2 separate regions of the Homo sapiens genome follow, and region 2 is linked to region 1. The links are chromatin contacts, found by POLR2A ChIA-PET in ENCODE. All regions are on one chromosome and are shown on one strand. Each heading gives the region's core, a stretch centred on a gene start or an enhancer-like site at or near the end of the contact. The rest is flanking DNA. Distances are from core to core; before and after follow the strand shown. Region 1 overlaps RAC1 (Rac family small GTPase 1). Region 2 overlaps STX1A (syntaxin 1A).

What was found. ChIA-PET counts read pairs that join two places held with the same protein, here RNA polymerase II (POLR2A).
Region 2: POLR2A ChIA-PET joins it to region 1 with 10 read pairs in Panc1. The contact joins two enhancer-like sites. POLR2A ChIA-PET finds 5 or more read pairs at or near these places in 2 of 52 experiments (GM10248 and Panc1).

The regions. Positions count from the first base shown.
Region 1 is chr7:6,380,860-6,384,648 of GRCh38, reverse strand. The region is part of intron 1 of RAC1 (Rac family small GTPase 1); the gene reads right to left. Among named protein-coding and RNA genes, the nearest start is that of RAC1, 8.2 kb to the right of the region's middle. Within about 2 kb of position 1,673, at least 5 of the 41 ENCODE cell types and tissues checked have a DNase peak (open chromatin) inside an H3K27ac peak, as active enhancers do.
Region 2 is chr7:73,713,823-73,717,611 of GRCh38, reverse strand. The region is part of intron 1 of STX1A (syntaxin 1A); the gene reads left to right. Among named protein-coding and RNA genes, the nearest start is that of STX1A, 4.0 kb to the left of the region's middle. RefSeq lists an enhancer at 1,634-2,165. Within about 2 kb of position 1,856, at least 10 of the 41 ENCODE cell types and tissues checked have a DNase peak (open chromatin) inside an H3K27ac peak, as active enhancers do.

The DNA.
Region 1 (3,789 bases), core at 424-2,923:
AAATTCAAAAATAAGTGGTGGCTCTTGCCTGTAGTCCCAGCTACTCAGGAGGCTGAAGCAAGAGGATCCCTTCAGCCCAGGAATTCAGGGCAGCAGTGAGCTGTGATCACACCACTCCACCCAGCCTAGGTGACAAAGCACGATCCCATCTCAACAATAAAAAAATAAGTGGGCAGTGGCATAGGGAAATACGTTACCTCTTCTTGTTAAGGACATGGGGACTAGATCCTACTTGGAAAGTCACAGGTTTTAAATTGCCCAGAAAGCACTGGATTTTAGAAGAAGCCTCCAACTGCAGTGTGGCAGGAAGCCTGAGGACGCCAGGGACTCAGTCAAGGCAGACACACATGGAAGCTGTTGCTACAGTCCAGGAGCCATCCATGGTGGCCTGGACCAAGAATGGGGACTGGACAGTGAACATAAGTGGGCTGTTTCCTGGACTGCTTGAACTTGGAGGCAGATCAAGCATCGCTTACCCATGGTTTGGATGTGGCAGCTGAGGAAGAAAGTGGAGCCTAAGGCTCTAAGGGACCTTTTTAAAAATGATAAAGGTTGGCTGGGCTCGGTGGCTCACACATGTAATCCCAGCACTTTGGGAGGCCAAGGCGGGCGGATCACCTGAGGTCAGGAATTCGAGAAGAGCCTGACCAACATGGAGAAACCCCTCTCTACTAAAAATACAAAATTAGCCGGGCGTGCATGCCTGTAATCCCAGCTACTCGGGAGGCTGAAGCAGGAGAGTCGCTTGAACCCGGGAGGCGGAAGTTGCAGTGAGCCGAGATTGCGCCATTGCACTCCAGCCTGGGCAACAAGAGCAAAACTCCGTCTCAAAAAAAAAAAAAAAAAAAAAAAAAAAAAAAAAAAGATAAAGGTTGTGTAAAAACCTTAACAATAGTTGCCACTCAGTGTCAAGGATAAGCTGCTATGAAGGTTTTGACTGTTATGATAAAATGTCATTATCACTTCTTTTACTATTCTGTCCTAAGTCTCTATGTATATGAGGAACAAAACTACTAATATAAAGGCAACCAGCTGTGTCTAAAATCCTCTAAACTTCCTTTCCTGAATGACATCTTTAGCTGAGAAAGGCTCAACCGGGAAGAAATTCAAGGTACTGGCATAATCTGATACTGACTGAAATTTTATTACCAATCACTATTTGTTACAAATCTATGTCTTATAAGAATATGATTATTAAACTACAGAATTCTTAAAGTGCAACCTTATATTTAAGCTTAGTGCAATCAAAAGATAAAATCGACTCCTCTTTAAGTCTTCTGATTAAAACTTTTACTTAATTTATTCAAATAGGTAAAAGAAAAAGGTTATTCCACTCCTATTAGTGTATATTCATTCCTTGTCCACGCTGCGCTTCCACAAACCAAGTCAACATCTGCACTGGGCAATGTGACAGCCTTTCCATGGCCTTTCCCTCATGAAGAATGGAAGCCGTATTTGGCCACAAGTCTTGACTGATACTGCTGGAGAATTTCTGGTAGTTACTACTTCTTTGGAATTTCTAACTTTATATAATTAACTGCTCAGTTCAACCTCTTTTCAATCATCGAGCAATGTCATCACTCTAGGAAACGAACATGAGTCGGCTGGAAGAAAGTTCATGCCATTTCTACATTGGATTTCCCCCTAGCTCATGATGCTACAATTTTTTTTAACCTATCTGTGCTTCCCCTGCCCTGTCCTGTAGAAATAACCACAATGAAAGCAAATAACTTATGTTGCTATTATGTTCTTCATTTTTCCATTAAGAGAACTTTAAGACGGAGTCTTGGCTCTGTCTTCCAGGCTGGAGCCCAATGGTGCAATCCTGGCTTACCACAACCTCTGCCTGCTGGGTTCGAACAATTCTCCTGCCTCAGCCTCCCAAGTAGCTGGGACTACACGTAAGCACCACCACATCCAGCTAATTTTTTTTTGTTGTTGTATTTTCAGTAGAGACAGGGTTTTGCCATGTTGGCCAGACTGGTCTCGAATTCCTGACCTCAGGAGATCCACCCCATCGGCCTCCCAAAGTGCTGGGGTTACAGGCGTGAGCCACCACGCCCAGCCAAGAGAACTTTTTACTTACTTTTTGAGGAGAGTAGGGTAAACTTTAGTGTTACTTCCTGAAATCTATAAACCAAAACTTAAAAGCACAATCAACAAATCTAGAAACGCTAGGAATTTCCTCACGTTAAAAAAATAAAAGATCCAAGAAGCTCAAAAAATAACAACTTTCTGCACTGCCTTCTTTTAAAGACACGTTGATCTCAGGACAGAAAAGCCAAACTCTTCCAATGACAATTACAATTGCAAACCAAAATACAGAGCATATATTGCTGTCTAAAAGTGAGTAGATCTTGGCCAGGCGCAGTGGCTCTTCCCTGTAATCCCAGCAAGAGGCCAAGGCGGGTGGATCACTTCAGGCCAGGAGTTCGAGACCAGACTGACCAACACAGCGAAACTGCATCTCTATTAAAAATACAAAAAATTAGCTGAGTGTGGTGGCAGGCGCCTGTAATCCCAGCTACTCAGGAGGCTGAGGCAGAAGTATCGCTTGAGGCCACGGGGTAGAGGTTGCAGTGAGCTGAGATCGCATCACTGCACTCCAGCCTGAGCAACAGAGCGAGACTCTCTGACTCAAAAAACAAAAAAAAGTATGTAGATCTTAAGGACAAGGCAGTAGAATTTAGTAACTGTCAAATATATATTCCTACTTATTGAATAAATTAAAGACCTCGCATGAAGGTCCTCGATTTACACTGACAAACAAGGTATGGGGATTCTGTAACGGTAGGCCTTATATATAACTGCGTTAACTATGCAGATAAAATCTGTCCAGAAAAATACACCACTAGAGTAGTGCAGTGCTAAATAAACACAAAACCCAATCTAAAATTATGATGTTCTACTACCAATATCTGACTTCACAATCAATGTAAAGAAAGCTAGCCATAAGCCAGGCACGGTGGCTCATGCCTGTAATCCTAGCACTTTAGGAGGGCAAGGTGGGCGGACTGTCTGACCTTAGGAGTTCAAGACCAGCCTGGGCAGCACAGTGAAACCCCGTCTCTACTAAAATACAAAAGAAATTAGCTGGGTGTGGTGGCACACGCCTGTAATCTCAGCTACTCAGGAGGCTGAGGCAGGAGAATTGCTTGAACCTGGGAGGCAGAGGTTGCAGTGAGCTGATTTCGTGCCACTGCACTCCAGCCTGGCGACAGAGCAAGACTCTGTTTCTACCAAAAAAAAAAAAAAAAAGCCAGCAATTATTACCACTAGAAGCTTCAAAAAATTAAGATAGTGCATAAAGTTTCTCACTTAGGCTGAAGACACTATGTACAACTGAGCTGAAGTCTGAATCCACCCTTCCAGAATCAAGGCTAACCCTGGTGTAGTTGATACAAGCCAGCTGAACACACAAGAGTTCAAAAATAAGAATTTATATGTAACTGCACACAGTCCCTATTCTTTTTCAAAATCAGGCCGGGCATGGTGGCTGACGCCTGTAATCCCATCACTTTGGGAGGCCGAGGCAGGTGGATCACCTGAGGTCAGGAGTTCCAGACCAGCCTGGCCAAGATGGTGAAACCTGTCTCAACTAAGAATACAAAAATTAGCCAGGCATGGTGGTGGGTGCCTGTAAGCCCAGCTACTCAGGAGGCTGAGGCAGGAGAATCGCCTGAACCTGGGATGCGGAGATTGCAGTGAGCAGAGATCATGCCATTGCACTCCAGCCTGGGCAACAGAGCAAGACTCCACCTCAAAAAGAGCAAAACAAAACAAAACAAA
Region 2 (3,789 bases), core at 607-3,106, about 67 Mb before region 1:
TAGCAGACAGGTGGACGGCTGGCAGGCAGGAGCCCACCCGGGGTGGGGTGAGACAGTCAGTCTTGGTGGGGCCACTGTTCCCACAGGCTGCTTTCCCTCTGGACCTAGGGTTCCCATCTGTGAAGTGGGGATGGGAAAGCCTAGAATTCAGTTTCTCGGGACGAGAAGCAGGGCTACAGGTCTCCTGACTCCAGCTCCACATTTGTAGGAGGCCTGAAGCCCCAGGAGTCAGAATTTTCAGCCCAGAATCCCCAGAAAGGAAGAGGCCAGCACTGGCTGAGCTGGACTGGGCTGGACTGGGCTGGACTGGGGCGGGCTGGGCTGGGCTGGGCTGAACAGAGATGGTGCTGGGGACAGCGGCTGTGCACCGCTCCCAGCCCTCCCTCCCTCCCTCTTCCTCCTCCTCCTCCCTCTTCTTTCTCCTTCTCCCCCACCCAACACCACCACATTTGGAAGGAGGCGAAGAGAGCTTATTTATAAAAGTCACACTTGGGGAAGGAGCTGGCGCGTTTCCTCACTCTGCAGGCCCGGCCCAGCCCTCCAGCCTTCTCCAGCCTTCTCCAGCTCCCAACTCTCCCTCTGCAGATGGGGAGTGAAGGGGGTCACTGGGGACTAGCCAGGGGGCCTCAATGCTGTCGCAGTCCCTCAGAGATCAGAAAGGCCACTTGCAGGTTACAGGTAACAAAGAGAGACCGAAGACAGGGCCAGGGTCACACAGCCAGGGAAAGACTTTTAGGTTAGAGCATCCCCAGGAGCCCCACTCAGGCTGTAGCTGCCTCCTCCCCTCAACTCAGAGACTCCCTGATTTTCTTCCTGGGGACTTTGCAGAGCTGACCTTTCTCCCTGGGCCCAGAACATGTATTTGTCTATGTGCCAGGTCATGTGGGACAGACACATGGGACCTGTTGCAGGAGGCTGAAGACGTAGCAAGGAGGGAGAGTTGGAGCAGCACAATCCTGGAAGGCTTCCTGGAAGAAGAGACCCTGGGATAGCACAGGAGCAGGAGCTGGATTTGAATAGGAGGAGAGAAGGTGATCCAAAGGAGGGGACAGCTTAGTGAAGGCAGAGAGATTGGAATGCTCAACCAGGAGAGAATAGCAGGTGGTCCTGACAGCTGGTGTCTGGGGCCCCCTGAAGTGCCTTGAGGTCTAGACTAGGGCCCAACTCACTGGAGCAGCCCAGGCAGGCCTGGATGGGAAGGCCCAGGGCCCTGCTTTGCCCATCAGTTTCCCCTTCTCTTTCGTTGCTGGGAAGAGTCTGGCGGTTGGGTGGCAACACCGGGCAGGTTCATCCTTAATCTCCCTCTGCTCATTTCCTCATCTGCAGAATGGAGCCAGTGTTACCTACTTTGCAGAGTGGCAGGCACGAGAGTGTAAGAACAGGAGCCGGACAGGGCTCGCCCGATCCTTCCTCCCATTACGTTCCAGAGGTTTCCCAGCATGAACGATGCATTTGGGTACATTTTCATCTGGGGTGCAGGTGGAACGGCCTCCCGGGACCATCTAGTTCAACCTCCTATCTTACAGATCAGAAAACAGGTCCAGAAAGGGCCAGGTGTTTATCTGAGGTCATGCAGCCTGTGGGGGCAGAGCCTGGCCCCTTCCACGGCCTGAAGCTGCCTCCCTGAGCCACTCTGGGGCCCTGTGAAGGGGCAGGCTCTGCAGGGCGGGGACCTGGTGTACACACAGCTGGAGGCTGGAGACAGGGTGAGGAGGCTCAGATTGCACAGCCGTCTTTCCTGGAGACCCAGCTTGGCCTCTCGCACACCCCTGACTCAGCTCCGGGCCTCTCTGCACTAGTGATATTGACTTTGATTAGTCATTTAAAAGAAGAAGGGAAAAAAATAGCCCTCGAGGCAGACAACAGCCACTGTGCTCAGCAGTGATGAATCAACCTTGCCAGCCTGGTGGCTTCCCCTGGGACACGCCTGGAGGCTGCCTGGCCTCTGCGCCTCTTGGAGGAGTCAGACTATTACATCCAGGAAGGTGTCCTGGAATCCTGGAGTCTCTGCTAGGAGAGACCACCAGGGCTGCCCCACCTCTGCCAGGGGAAGCTCAGGGCATCCAGCTCCCCGTGGTTCCAGCAGGGTCTGTTCTTCCTAGCAGTCTCCATGCTAGGGAGGTAAGGAGCACTCCCTCCCAGCCTTCCTGGTTGGAGGTGGTGTTTTTTGTTGGTTTTTTTTTTGTTTTTTTAGACGGAGTCTCGCACTGTCTCCAGGCTGGAGTGCAATGGTGCCATCTCAGCTCACTGCAGCCTCCACCTCCTGGGTTCAAGTGATTCTCCTTCCTCAGCCTCCTGAGTAGCTGAGACTACAGGTGTGCATCACCATGCCCGGCTAATTTTTGTATTTTTAGTAGCAACGGGGTTTCACCATGTTGGGCAGGATGGCCTCGATCTCTTGACCTCGTGATCTGCCCGCCTCGGCCTCCCAAAGTGCTGGGATTACAGGTGTAAGCCACCACACCCAGCCAATTTTTTTTTTTTTTTTAGACGGAGTCTCATTCTGTCATCCAGGCTGGAGTGCAGTGGCATAATCTTGGCTCACTGCAACCTCCACCTCCCAGGTTCAAGTGATTCTCCTGCCTCATCCTACCGAGTAGCTGGGATTACAGGCATGCACCATCACACCCGGCTAATTTTTGTATTTTTAGTAGAGATGGGGTTTTGCCATGTTGACCAGGCTGTTCTTGAACTGCTAACCTCAGGTGATCCACCCACCTTGGCCTCCCGAAGTGCTGGGATTAAGGCATGAGCCACTGCACCCGGCTACCCCTATAAATTCTGATTCAGTCTCTTTGGGGTGGATCCCTGGAAGCCGTTTTTGTTTTTTTTTTTTAACCCCCCCAAAGGATTCTGGTGCTCGCCCAGCTTTGAGAACTGCTGAATGCAGAACAAAAAAACACCAGGATGTTAGCTGGGCTTGGGGGCTCACACCTGCAGTACCAACTACTTGGGAGGCTGAGGCGGGAAGACTGCTTGAGCTCAGGAGTTTGAGACCAGCCTGAGCAACATAGTGAGACCACCATCTCTACACAAATTTAAAATTAGCCAGGTGTGGTGGCAGGCACCTGTAGTCCCAGCTACTCTGGAGGCTGAGGCTGGAGGATTGCTTGAGCCTGGGAGATCAAGGCTGCAGTGAGCTATGATCTTGCCACTGCACTCCAGTCTGGACAACAAAGCGAGATTCTGTTTCAAAAAAAAAAGAGCTGGGCGCGGTGGCTTACGCCTGTAATCCTAGCACTTTGGGAGACCGAGGCGGGTGGATCACCTGAGGTCAGGAATTCAAGACCAGCCTGGCCAACATGGTGAAACCCCGTCTCTACTAAAAATACAAAAACTAGCCGGGTGTGGTGCGGGTGCCTGTAATCCCAGCTACTCGGGAGGCTGAGGCAGGAGAATCGCTTGAACCTGGGAGGCGGAGGTTGTGGTGAGCCGAGATTGCGCCACTGCGCTCCAGCCTGGGCAACAGAGCGAGACTCTGCCTCAAAAAAAAAAAAAAAAGTGCCAGGACAAATTGGATGTTGGTTGGATGGGAGAAGAGGAGGAAGATGGCAGATGTCCTAGGTTTCTGGCTTGGGGTTCTGCGCTAGGCAGTTCAGAGGATGGGGCTCTGGCAAAACAGGTGGAGCCTGGTTTTGGCCAGGAGGCAGGCAAGGTGCCCGTATGATATCTGGGCACATCCGTCCGTAAGACACTTGGGCCTTTGAGTTTGTGCCCCACAGTTCCAGCTGCCACCTGCACAGCGAAGGGTTCCAAGTCCCCAACTCCAATCCAGCCCCCTCTCCAGAG